Regions from separate parts of the Homo sapiens genome. Here region 1 is linked to region 2. A link is a loop called in an ENCODE intact Hi-C map of the cell type or tissue named here. Cell type or tissue: Panc1. All regions are shown on one strand. Each heading gives the region's core, and the rest is flanking DNA. Links, peaks and the distances in the headings are about the cores only.

Region 1 (6,778 bases), core at 776-5,775, 120 kb after region 2:
CGAGCCCAGCCCTCCTCATTCTCTGCTCTCCAGTTCCTGCTCCTAAGACCCTGCCTGTTTCTCCTCAGGACTGAGCACGGAAGGCATCTACCGGGTCAGCGGGAACAAGTCTGAGATGGAGAGTCTGCAGAGACAGTTTGATCAAGGTAAAGTGCAGCCTGGCCAGGCATCCGAGGCCAGAGCTGGTCAAGGCAGACACAGCTGCCTCGGTGAACTGTCTGTGGGGCTTCGGAGCACTCCTGCCAGCACAGACCCAAAGCCACGAGGTGCTGAGACTGAGAAAGAGACCATGTGTGGCTGCAGCGGGGAGGAGGGGACCGGGTCCTGTCAGTGAACCGAAGCACCATCCCTGCCCAAGCTGGGTCATGTAGGCCACTCCCCACACTGCCACTCACAGATGCTCTTCCAGGTTGCCCGGGCACATGCCTCCCTCACCACACTGAAGAGCTTTGCCTGTTTTCCCATGCAGAGCTAGTTGCAGGCACATGATATACAAGTCGGGTTGAGATGTGATCCTGTTTTGCCAGGGCCTCAGATCTACCCTCCTCACAAAGTCCCAGCACCAGAGAAAGTGAGGGACCATCGTGTGAGGAGCTGAGCCCTTGGGACAGAGACCCAAGTTACATAGCTCTTGGCAGGGACTCCCTTCTCCTAAGCTGAGCCAGCTTCAAGAGGCCTAAAGTCAGGCAGCCAAACTACCTCTTGGAATTGCCCACACTGTGGGATGAGAAGCCACGTCCCCCAGTGCCAGAAGCAAAAGCACCAGAGCAGGGCACATTCCCATCTATCAGCAGCCAGGGCAGGAGGCACCACCCAGAGTGGACACCACACCCACTTCCCAGGTGGGCGGCCCTTGCGCCTTGCAGCACCGCAGTCGGGCTCAGCTGGCCGGCAGCAGGCAGAGGGGACCGCAGGACAGGGAAACGCCTGCTAATCTGTGGGAGACACGAGGCCAAAGTGAGGGTAGAGCCCCCAGTGTGGGATGCATTTGTATATATGGGAGATCCTGTACCAGCTTACCTCCCCCATAGTGGAACCTGGTACTGTCCATCTGTAGAGATTTCTTCGTCATCAGGAACGCACTGAAGTATGTATGCAATGAGAAGGAAAGCATGACATGGGTCAGCGGTGCCTGTGGCTGGGAAGGGCCAGAGAGAGAAAAAATGAGCCTATTTGCCCTCCCACCATAGGGGACAAGGATGGAGGCAGCAGTCACAGTGGTTGCTAACATCTTTGTGACCTACCTGGAAAGCGAGCCACCCTTTAGGAAAGCCGCCTCCTTCTTCTGTGATGGGAAGGGAGTAAGGAAGAGGCAACAGCATATCAAAGCCAGATGAAGGCAAGCTCCTGGCACCAAAAACCAGCATGTGGGGGTAGCACCCCTGCCCCGAGAGTGGTAGAAGGGGCAGTTCAGCAGTCTCGGAAAGAGGTGCTGGGGCCAGCCCATGCCTGAACCTCAGAACTCGCGTTAGCGCTCACAAGTCCCACCCCTCCAATCCTTGCCAGTCCTGAGGCCGTCTCTGGCTCCTTGAGGTTTCTCTAGCCTCTCCTGAGCCCCGAGTTGTCCTGATGCTTCTGCCTGGCTTAGAATGGTTTGGCCTCACTCTCCTGACTTCCTTTCAGACCACAACCTGGACCTGGCAGAGAAAGACTTTACGGTGAATACCGTGGCTGGTGCCATGAAGAGCTTTTTCTCAGAACTGCCTGACCCCCTGGTCCCGTATAACATGCAGATCGACTTGGTGGAAGCACACAGTGAGTACCGGCAGCCCAGTGTTGGGCGGATTGAGGGAGAAAGGGCTTGGCACTGGAAGAATAGGTCCTGCCCTCAGAATGGATGCTGGCTGTTAGAGCTGAGGTTTGAAGGACAGAGGGCAAGGGAATTAACCAGATGACAGCAATGGGACTTGCAAATCGGGCTCCTGCCCTTGTAGACCTTAGGTGCTTATCTGAGGGTTACACCAAGAGAGTTGCAGGTTTCCCCCAAACTCTCATTAGTTAAGAGCATGGTTTCGGTGTCAGACTTGGCTCCTTCGCTTGTGGCCGACTTAACCTTCCCTGCCCCTTGTGTCCTGCCGTTGTTACCATCCCTACTCCTGCGGATGAAATTCTATTCGGAAAGGCCTAGAAGTGAGGCTGTGAATAGCCTATTTAATAGTAGGTCTTATTTTTCTTTCCCCTCTTCTTACCTGTCTTCTCCTACCTCTCATGTAATGAAGTTAACATGGGTCTAGGGTCCTACAGCCTCTTAGGAAGCCGGCCTCTGGAGGGAAAGAGATGACTCCAGTGGCCCTGGCCAAGTAATCATTTGATGCTGTAGCAAATTAGCACCTCTGGTTTTAATGGTATCCTGTGTGCCATGCCACCTTGCCTCATCAGTTGTTCCTGCCCCAGCCTGCCTCTCTGTAGAGGTGTTTGTCCAGATGGGCGAGCCTTCTCACTGGCCAGCCTTTCCCTGGACTTTGTGTAGTACCACAGAGGATGCCTGACCTCTCAGAGCGTCCCACCATGTGGCCCTCACTACCTTTTAAGTCATCAGCAGCCTTCCTGCTTTGTGCCTCTGGCAGGCCAAGACCCAGCAGCAGCCCTTGCTGTGCAGCTGCAGAAGGGAGTGTCTCTGCTAGCTGCCCAGAGATCACAGCCACCTGTGATCCAGCAACCAGAGGGTGGGGAAGAGGAAAGGAGACGTGTTCCTCAGGGGCAAGACATTAGTCTCATCTTGTCACTGCCCACCTCTAAAGAGGGAGCTTTAAACAAGCACAATTTATTCACAAGCCTGATGGTGTAGGCAGAAATTTGAGGGAGGTGATGGATCAGCATGGCCCCGAGTCCTGGGTCACTGACTCTTAGTAGCATCTGAAGGAGACAGGTGTGCAAGAAGCCCACCCCTGAACTGTCAGAGCCTCAATAGTGACAGGGCTGCGGGGCCTCCAAGCTCATCCTTCCAGGGTCTGCACTTCCTATGGTGTCTGTTTTCACAATCTGGATGCCACCTTCACCTTATTCTGTCCACACTCTCTTAGCTGACTGGAATTGTTCACAGCTCCTGACCCTATCTAAGCCCACAGGGATGGGGCAGGAGAGCGTGGTACTCCTGGGAGGGTCATAGAGTAGCCTGCTTTCTGAAGACGGGAGTCAGGGTTTCTCCAGGGGAGTTAGTGGGTGGGGACAGTTGCAGGCTTCTCCCCTGATCCTGCTGTCTGAAGATAGAGGCTTTCCCAGCAGTCACTTCTCCAGCAGGCTCCAGGCAGGCACAGATGTGAAGTCGCATGGGAAATCTCTATTCTGGAGCCAGCTTTCTTTCCACGGAAGCTTGTCTCACAGTGGAAGTTAGGAAAAGAGGAAGGCGTAGACTGATACCCAGTTTGCTGGAAGCCGGGAATTCCTGTCTGCATTTGTCTTGACTTGGCGCCATCTAGAGGTGCGTGAAATCCTGCCACCCGGCAGAACCCCATTGTTTCTGCGGGAACTGCTGACACAGCACCTTTTTGTGTAGGGTTGTGGGGCCGGCAGGAACGGGAGGTGCTATTGATAGGGAATCAGCCACCCTTCCCACAGCAGCTCTCACCCAGCTTCCACTGCTCAGGAGGTGGCTTCTGGCCGCTGCTACTGCAGCAGCCTGGGAAAGGGTGGAGGTTTCCCACTTCCTCTTCCCATTGTGTGTTTCCTGTCCCCGACGGTACTCAGCGGGGGCTCCGTTGTCTTGAACCTGACCGAAGCGGGTGGGAGAGGAGAAGATCTTGCTGACATGGCACCTCTCCCGGCCATAGCAGTTGACTGAAAAGCTGGGCTGTGGATGTTGCAGGGCCAGGTTCAACTGAGCCGCAGATACCAGGCAGTGCAAAAGTTAGTAGTGTTAAGGGATATTATGGAAAAAAGATGATTGTGCCCCAAAGTAGCTCTTCCCAGACTGGCTGGGGTTTCCATGGCTACATCAACTTGACCAGTTCTTTCTACTTAATCCCTGAGAGCAATTGTGTCTCTATATGTTCAGGCCTTGGAACCAGTTTCAAATCCCATCACAACAAATATCAAGGTCACTAGCAAATGGTTTTGTTAGCTCCAGAATTTCACAATATTGAACACTGCTGAAAATGTACTCGCAAAATAGAGACGTTTGTGATTATTTGCCAGTTATTTTCCTCCCACACTCAAGGTGACACGTGGGAGATTCAGAAATGAACAGCAGCAGCAACCGCACCGCCCATGGCCTGTGTGCCTGCCTAGGCTGGGCCCGGCTCTCCACGAGGCACTTGATTCCCACCACTGATCTTCCTTTGAGGAAGATGGTATTATAATACATCTCCATTTTACAGAGAAGGAAACAGCTTCTCAGAGGTGATACAGCCTGCCCAGGGTCACACCGCTAGGGAGTGGCAAGCCGGGGCTTGAGTCCCTGCGTACGTGGGTGCAAATGAAGTTCTCTGAAGACAGAGCAAAGCTGAGCTTGAAGTGCACAAACCCCAGCAAGGAAGGCGCGAGGAAGAGGGCTTCACAGGGGAGATGGGCCAGGGTTTCAGGAGGCAGAAGAAAAGGCTTGCGCTGCCTGTTCTGTCTCCTACCTGTAGCCCACCCCCACCTTCAAGAGTCGCTCTTGCCTGGTTTCTCCCCGTCTCTGTGACTCCCTCCTCCCTGCCTATCTGGAGTCGACCCCGTCCAGCTGGTGTCCACAGGCCCTGTCCTATGGCTTTTGTGCTGGAAGGGGTGCTAGAGCTGGCTCCGTCTCAAGCCAGAGGGTCAGGACCAAAGGACCTGTGGCTCCAGGGTCCGCATTAACTCCCTGTAATAGCTCACAAAATTCAGTCTTTTTAATTTAAGGAGAGACCAGTCATTTTCATCACATTGTTGAAGGGGATGTGTGACCCGAACATGGTTCAGGATGCCAGCTCATTGTCTCGGCCTTTCCATTTGACAGATGAGACTGTTGGGGCTAGAGATAACAGTGCAGCCTAGGTTACCAGGGGACGGCCCTGCTGCTCTCTGGGCTCTTGTTCACCAGCTGCCTTGGGACGTTACTGGTTCTGGGATCCTGCCTTCCTTTGATCTGTCCACATAGCTGCCCGAGGGCACGGGGGTGCTTCTCACACCCACGTACGGGGTCATTAATTTCACAGCTAGCCAGGCCCCGTGTGGACAGGGACAGATGGCAGTGGGCACACACATATGTGGTCCCAGGCTCAGTCTGGTGGGACAGGACATTCAACAGGTGATTGCAAAGCCGTGTCTCCAGGGGAAGGACAGCTTGGATTCTCCATCCTGAGCCCTGCAGAGTGAGGTCTTGGCCTTGGAGTTGTTTACCACCTGGGGCGGGGAGAGCCGACGCCGGACGAGCCTGCGTGATCACTGAAGGGCTGTGACCTTGAGCCGGGCTTTCCCTTTCCTGGCGATGCAGGCGTGCAGATGGTCAGCGGCGGCCAGCAGGGACTTTCCTCCAGGCACCGAGCTGGCAGCAGCAGACCCAGGCCTAGAGCTTGGTTGGCAGCCTGGCTGCCAGTGATGGCAAGTGGCGCAGCACAGCCAGGGCAGGAGTGTTCTTTGGGAACAGGGTCTCTGCCGCCACTTTGTTTGACCTTGGACCGGTATTCTGGCTTTGTGAGGCCTGGTGTGTCTGTTTTGTAAGAGGTATGGGAAGCTAATCGGTAAGGTCCCTGTGCCCTCTGTCTGTCCCCTCCCCTCCCTCCTGAGTTCTTGGGGTCTCTATTGTACTAAATTGCTGGATCTGTGTCCAGGCTGTCTTGGTTCAACTGGCCCAAAAATGCCTCCCTTGGACGTTTCTTGTTGTCTCAGTCGATGGCCCCTAAGTTCAAAAGTATGATGTCCCAGGAAGAGGTGCAGCTCCCAGCCCACGCCCCCTGAGCAAGAGCAGAGCCACCTGGAGCCAAGCCAAGCAAAGGGGTGAGCGCAGTGTGGAGGCTGGGGTCTCCTCCATAGGCCACCTTCTCTCCCGGCCCACGCCCCTGGACTCCTGTCTACCCCTGACCACACACTGGAGCAGGATGGGTTGTTTGTTGTTGTTGTTGTTGTTAGAAAAAACTAAGTGTCTTGACTCCCAAAGGGCAGGCTGAGGGAGCAGAGGATGTGAGGATCGGGCCCTCCACAGTCTGGGTCCTGAGGGGACTCTGAAGGGGGTGGAGGTTACACCAAAAGTCTGGACGAGCGGACCTGGGAATCCACAAACCAGCACACGCCAGGTGTGGGGAGAAGCCACCCTGGGCACCTGTACCATGGCGGGTCCGGGTTGCAGCAGCTCACCCAGGGCTGGGTGCCCTGACGGCCCTGTCCCAGTAGGGACACCAGGGAGCCCATTGCCCCTGCTGTTTCTTTGGCCAGTGTAGACACCTGGCCGGGCGGGCTACCTATTGAAGCTGGGGGTCCCTGTACAGCAGGGCTCCACTGAAGATGGTGAGTGGCTGCCCTGAGTGTGCCGCTGCCCTGTGACCAGGTCCACACAGACTGTGGCCCCAGCCTTCGGCAGCACCATAGGGTAGAAGGTGTCCAGGGTGCACGGGCTGGGCTGGCTCTTGGCCACCAGCTTGTTCCCCAGGCCTCTGGCTTGGAGCCTCGGGAGTCTGTGCTTGACCACACCCAGGCCCAGGTTGGAGCGGGATAGCCCAGTCAGCACCGTGCTCAGCAAGTAGCAGCCAGCCAGAGGCGCCGTGAACTCGCCGGGGATGAGGATGGTGGTCAGGAGGGGAAACAGAGGCAGGGCCAGGAAGGCCTCGAGGAGCCGGCCCAGAGCTCCTAGACTAGAGAGGCACCCACTGGGTCCTTTCCCCTC
Region 2 (6,778 bases), core at 1,234-6,233:
CTGCCACAGGAGCTGAGTGCCTCTGGGCAGATCCATGCTAGATTCTGGGGCTCTTTGCCTGCCGTACAAGGGGTGTGTGGGTGGGCCCTGACATTCCTTAAGCTTTTTGAGTGACCTGATTGGGTAGAGTTAGAAAGGGGTGCCAGGAACTGGCGGATGTGATTGGATTTTTAGTCTTATTATCTGAGAAATGCGTCTTGGCTACCATTCCTGAGCGATTTTCTTTAATGACTCTATGGTTGTGGGGGGGTATTTAGTTCATTCAGGGGTAGAGGTGGTTTTTACAGAAAATCTGTCCAACCATTTTCCTTCCTTAACTTGGGAAAGGGGATCTTTTGCATGTTCTAGGTTTATTTATTTTATTTCTTAAGTAAATCAAAAGCCTGATTTTTTTCCCTGCTGTGGCCTAGGGCAATTGTATATTAAAGTAGCCATCCAACTGTGAAGGAGCATTTACTGGAAGGACTTTCTTAACTGTGCTATGATCAAACTTTGTTTATTTTAGTACTTATTTAGAAATAATTCTGTGTGGACACATTTGAAATAAAAACATTCACTGTCATCTACAGAGTTGGACCATTCACTCATCAAATATTAGGGCATTTGTATATGAGACAGTGAAGAGGGCTGATAGTAGATTTGTATGGTCCCTTGAACTTTTTAAAATTTTCTGACAGAATCTGGTAATTTTAATAATCTATGTATGGCATGGGTTTTCACCATTATTGACTTAAAGATTTTTGGTTCATTTCCGTTGGTAAATTTTTAGCCTTGTGTGTCATGATTAATTTTCTGAATTTATCTTAGAGTTTGTGTTACCCATGTTGGTGTCAATAGTTGTTTTGTTTTTTATTAATATGGAAGTGACAGATAATTAAGAATAAAAACAACTGTGTATGCAGTACTGCTTAAATGTGTGTCCCAGAGTTTTAATATCATTGGCAGCATGAAAAGTTCCTGCATGCCAAAAGCCTAAGTTTACATAATAGGGAGAGAGGACACACAGAATAGAGAGCTGATTTTTCCACCTTAACTGGTAACCGATGTTCTTAAAGACTGTCAGATTTCTCTGAGGCTAGCAGAGGCCCTAACTCCAGCATTGCCATTTGCTTTCATGATGGGATTGGGTGCTACAGAAATGTGAGGTGGTAGCCTTGGCCTTCTGGCACAGTTAATATGCCATTTGGAGTGGGGGGACTGGAGCAGGAGATGGCGGTAGACAACTGCTTTCAAGGTAGTAACATGTTTTCAAGGGCTCTTGCCCTGCCTAGAAAATCTTTGTAAAGACTTAAAAACTAATCTGATCAAAGTTCCTCATTTAAGTTATCATCTTGTTTTCAACTAACCTCTTTTTGGCCATGCTCCCCACCCGCCCTTTTACCTGCCCGCCATTTTCCTTGGCATGATGAAGGTCGATGCATTTAGAACAGTGACAAATCAGAAAATACTCATTCTTATTGATCCAGAAGAGAAGAAGTTGAAAGAAGTTGTCGGTGTGCAGATTCATGGGCAGATCCATGGACCTGATGGTGACTTTTGGCAAAGGACACAGCCTGGGAAGGGTGGGGGTTGCACAGGTGACAGTAAACCATAGCCTAATAGATGTTTGGTGAGTCTGCATGTGAGGAGGTGAGGCGTCAGGTCAATATAGTTGGAGATTGAAAAGGTCGGAGTGGTTGTTCGTCTCCATCTAGTCTGGTCTGCTTCCCAACTTTGGTCCACTGTGGTCTCCTGAGAGGTGTTAGGCCGCTTGCAGCGTCTTCCTGTGATCTGCTGTGACTTTTGTCGGTCACCACCTGGCAGTCTAAACAATGTCTTGATTTACACAGTAATCGTGACTTTTTTTGAGATGGAGTTTCCCTCCTGTTGCCCAGGCTGGAGTGCAATGGCGCAATCTCAGCTCACCACAACCTCTGCCTCCTGGGTTCAAGCGATTCTTCTGTGTCAGCCTCCCGAGTAGCTGGGATTACAGGCATGCACCACCACGCCAGGTTAATTTTTGTATTTTTAGTAGAGATGGGGTTTCACCATGTTGGCCAGGCTGGTCTTGAACTCCTGACCTCAAGTGATCCACCTGCCTCGGCCTCCCAAAATGCAGAGATTACAGGCACGAGCTACTGCGCCTGGCCTGTTTTTCCCTTTTTTAAAAAATCTTTTGTTATTCATCACAGCACTATCCATGATGTCCAGTTGGTAAGATTTCTTTTTCACGATCTGTAAAATAGGTAAAATTGAGATTCTTTGCATGAAGAGAGAAGGTGACTAGCACAAATACCTCCTTTGACGCCTTGCGTTCATTGGAACTCAGTGGGAAAATCAGCGCGTAGTCTAGCCTCCTCATTTACAGATGGAGGAATGGAAGGCTGGCATAGGGCATTGTGACAGGCTTCCTGCCACAGCAGAAAAGTACTGGATTTATATAAGGGCAGTGACCTGGCTTCTGATCTAGGCCTTGTCCTAATTAGCTGGGACCTTGAACAAATTGCTTGACCTCTCTGGGCTTCACCTTCCTAGTCTGAAGCCTGGAGTGCTGTCCAGGTCTGATTGTAGATTCTTGTTGTCCTGGGTCACTTACCAAGTTAGAGTTGGAGCTTAGGACTAAGCTCCTGTTGCTACTCTTTGATTCCTCTCTCACCTGCCAATCCCCAACTGCCTGTCATCAAGTCCCGTAACCCAGAGTCTGTGTAGGGGGCTCTTTCCCTGGGAGATGCAGTAAAATGAACTGGATTACCTTTGTTGTATACTTTTTCAGATATAAAATAAACACTGCCTGTTTTTCAACCATTCACATGGAGATTACTTTATAATTTAGGGGGATGGGGTTATCCAGATTATATTAGCTACATAACTAAAACCATATACCTCTTTTAAAAACGATATGGAATTTTTCAAGCTGAGTCATTGTTGACCTAGGCTCTCAAACAGCAATGGTCTGAACAGCACTTGTATTGCTGGCATTAAGAAATGCAAACAAATAATTCGTGTTCATCTTCCCAAAACTTTTGATCCAGTGCTTTATCAGGCTTCATCTATAAAGAATTCTTGAAGATAACTTTTGGCATCTGTCAATCTAATTTTCATTTATTTGCTTCTCTGATACTGAGAAATGCCATTAAGTTGATATATTAGCAGAGAACCAGATACTTTCAGCCATGAAGTATCATTACAGGAAAGTAATATTTATTTTAGTTGAAAATAGCCAGACTTGCCTATCTCTCTCATCTTCCTTTATTGAAACGAACATTTTCTTTTTATGTACTTTGCAGCAGTTGTGACTGTTGTATTATAGATCTGCAGGTATTTCCTGCCTCTTTTGCTCTCCTGATATCTCTGCATTCTTACTTGGATGATGCCCTCGTCCTGGCCACTGTAGTAAACTGGTAATTGCATTTGGACAATTGAGAGGCGGCTTCCTATGATGTAAAGAACATTGAAGAAACCTGGGTCCTAGCCCTAGCCCTGTCATTTACTAGCTTTGTGACTAGCCAAATCATTTTCATTTCTCTGGACTACAGTTCCTTCATTTGAAAAATGAAGGGATTATACTAGTTGGTTCCCATTCTGCCTTATTTTGTGGCTAATAATACTTGATTGTCATCTCTCTCTCTAGATAGACAGTAAACTCCTGAGGATGAGGAGCCTCTTATATTATCTTTGATTTCCTATCACACCTAGCAAAAATACCTTGTACTTGGTAGGCCCCCATTGTGTCCATGTTGACAGAAGATAAACAGGTGCTAAAGTTTTTTGTTGTTGTTGTTGTTGTTTTTTTTTTGGAGATGTTTGTACCAACTGTAATGGCCATTTGCAGGCTTTAAATGCTTAGAGGGCATGCTCTCCTGGTCAGCCTTTTTTTAAATTTTTTCTTTTTTTGAGACAGAGTCTCGCTCTATCGCCCAGGCTGGAGTGCAGTGGCGAGATCTCAGCTCACTACAAAGTCCGCCTCCTGGATTCCAGCGATTCTTGTGCCTCAGCCTCCCAAGTAGCTGGGATTACAGGCGCACGCCCACCATGCCCATCTAGTTTTTATATTTTTAGTAGAGACGGGGTTTTGCCATGTTGGCCAGCCTGGTCTCGAACTCCTGACCTCAGGTGATCCACCTGCCTCAGCCTCCCAAAGTGCTGGGATTACAGGTGTGAGCTACCGCGCCTGGCTCTGGCCCAGTATACTTTAATCTGCATACTTGCTGCATTGTAAATTTCTTGATCATGATGACACAGTTAATAAGTAGTAAGTCAGTGTGAAGAATCCAGATCTGTCTGATTTCAAAATTTGTTTATTTTATTAGGCTACACTGCCTCTCTGGGTATAAGAATAAGCATAGTTCATCACCTTAAGGAATTTATGGTCAATTGTAAACAATTAACTATATAGGGTGAAGGGAAGTAAATGTTGAATAGACTATTCTGATTAATGTCTGGCTCCTTGGGATGTGATCCTGTATTAATAGTCTTGAAGACTTTCATATTCAGAGATTTGAGCACACAGTAGGTTCCATATCACAGTATTTTGAAAAGAATGTACACCACAAGTACCAGCTTGCCTTTTTAGCCAGCATATTTGGAAAAGTTGAGCATTTTATGTCTGACCTGAATTCAAACACAGGTGTAACAAAACTGTGTAAGTAAACTAGTCTAACAGGAAGAAGGTAGAGATGTTTGGTCATGTAATGACTCCTTAAATCTACATTTTTTTCAGCAAGTAGAAAAGTATTTGGGTAGCTACAAATGGAGAGATTTTTCTTTAGGCAACTAAAAATATATACATAGAATATATACAACTACAATTTGCCAATTTACAATTAAAAAATAAAAATTAAAAGAAACATACAGATAGAAATACATCTTTCCTCTTGAGTTATTTAGGTGGAGCTCACCGTGATTTTTTTTTTTTTTTTTTTTTTTTTTTTTGGTGACGTAGTCTTGCTCTGTCACTCAGGCTGGAGCACAGTGGTACCATCTCAGCTCACTACAACCTTCACCTTCCAGGTTCAAGCGATTCTCCTGCTTCAGCCTCCGAAGTAGCTGGGATTACAGGCACTTGCCACCACGCCTGGCTAGTTTTTTTGTATTTTTAGCAGAGTCGGGTTTCACCATGTTGGCCAGGCTGGTCTTGAACTCCTGACCTCATGTGATCCACCTGCCTTGGCCTCCCAGAGTGCTGGGATTACAGGCCTGAGACTCCACATCTGGACATGATACTTTATTTAGTAACTTTTTGCATTTTAAAAAAATGTTAGTCTAAAAGTATGCTGGTTAGTTACAGCTAATAGCCTCCTGAGGTGTATATATATAGTTGGCCAGGCGTGGTGGCTCACGCCTGTAATCCCAGCACTTTGGAAGGCCAAGGTGGGCAGATCACCTAAACGCCTAACCCCCAGAGGTAAAGGCTGCAGTGAGCCATGATCGCATCACTGCAGTCCTGCCTGGGTGATGGAGTGAGACCTTGTCTCAAGAAAAAAAATTGTGTGTGTGTGTGTGTGTGTGTGTGTGTGTGTATTTGCATTGTGTGTGTGTATGTATATAGTTGCATTGTGCTTTTCCCCCATTTTCATTTAAAAGAAAGGTCAAAACTGTGGCTTTATCTCTTGCAGCCTGCACTACTTAGGAATGAGACAAAGGAAAATGATTACCATTAATTGCCATGGGCAATTAAAAAGAGTTCTTTGTTCAGTAACAAATTGATTGTGTACAAATGAAAGTCAGCACTGCATTAATACAAGATTATTAGATTCTTGAAATCAGCATCTTCTGCTAGAGTAGCTTTCACTTCAAGGGAATTATTTCACTGGGAATAGCGTACCTAAATGATTGGTGATAAAATGTATCACTAGGTCTTTATTTTTCAGAAATGCCTGTTAACGTTGTAGGTAGAGGCTGGTGGATGCTGCTTTTATGGTAACCTTTTTAATGTCCTGAAATCACTGTGTACTTTTTTTTTTTTTTTTTTTTTGAAACAGAGTCTTGCTTTGTCGCCCAGGCTGGAGTGCAGTGGCGCCATCTCGACTCACTGCAAGCTCCGCCTTCTGGGTTCACGCCATTCTCCTGCCTCAGCCACCCAAGTAGCTGGGACTACAGGCGCCCGCCACCATGCCTGGCTAATATTTTGTATTTTATTTAGTAGAGACGGGGTTTCACTGTGTTAGCCAGGCTGGTCTCGAACTCCTGACTTTGTGATCCGCCCACCTCTGCCTCCCAAAGTGCTGGGATTACAGGCGTGAGCTACCACGCCCGGCTTGTATACTTTTTTTAATGCTGTCAATGTATAAGAAATTTCTTCTTCTGGGCTGGGCACGGTGGCTCATGCCTGTAATCCCCAGCACTTTGGGAGGCCGAGGCGGGTGGATCACGAGGTCAGGAGATCGAGACCACCGTGGCTAATACGGTGAAATCCCATCTCTACTAAAAATACAAAAAATTAGCCGGGTGTGGTGGCGGGCGCCTGTAGTCCCAGCTACTCAGGAGGCTGAGGTAGGAGAATGGCGTGAACCCAGGAGGCGGAGCTTGCAGTGAGCCGAGGTCGTGCCACTGCACTCCAGCCTGGGTGACAGAGCAAGACTCAGTCTCAAAGAAAAAAAAAAAATTTCTTCCTCTGATTGGTCAGTCAACTGAGGAACGTAGATAAAACCTTTGATAAATGAGGAAGAAGAGAAAAAGACTCCTGACTGCTGTGGAGTAGGTCTTGGCTGTTGGCATGTACCTAGTAGTAGCCACGCAACAACCATAAAGGCTTAAAAAATGGCAGCCTTAGCTAAAGTAGTTGTGATTTGATGTTATG

Evidence for each region. A loop is a pair of places that touch in the nucleus more often than their neighbours do. Peaks named below come from ENCODE experiments on the same cell type or tissue, not always from the same donor. Only the 100,000 strongest peaks of a DNase experiment are listed, where the experiment ranks them.
Region 1: a loop joins it to region 2, with 6 times the contacts of the local background. A loop is called at or near these places in 104 of 110 quality-filtered maps.

Annotation. Positions count from the first base shown.
Region 1 is chr19:46,987,921-46,994,698 of GRCh38, forward strand. ARHGAP35 (Rho GTPase activating protein 35) reads left to right here. Exons shown (of 7, transcript NM_004491.5): 4 at 69-146; 5 at 1,624-1,755. Among named protein-coding and RNA genes, the nearest start is that of NPAS1, 29 kb to the right of the region's middle. In Panc1, for the core only: a CTCF peak has its summit at 3,427 (motif pointing left); a DNase peak (open chromatin) is centred at 3,451.
Region 2 is chr19:46,864,012-46,870,789 of GRCh38, forward strand. All of the region lies in intron 1 of ARHGAP35 (Rho GTPase activating protein 35), which reads left to right. LOC124904791 (translation initiation factor IF-2-like) reads right to left here and starts at 1,519. Exons shown (of 4, transcript XM_047439803.1): 1 at 1,382-1,519. The coding sequence starts at 1,519. In Panc1, for the core only: no CTCF peak of the experiment used is centred there; no DNase peak of the experiment used is centred there; H3K4me3 peaks cover 35 bases; H3K27ac peaks cover 4,544 bases.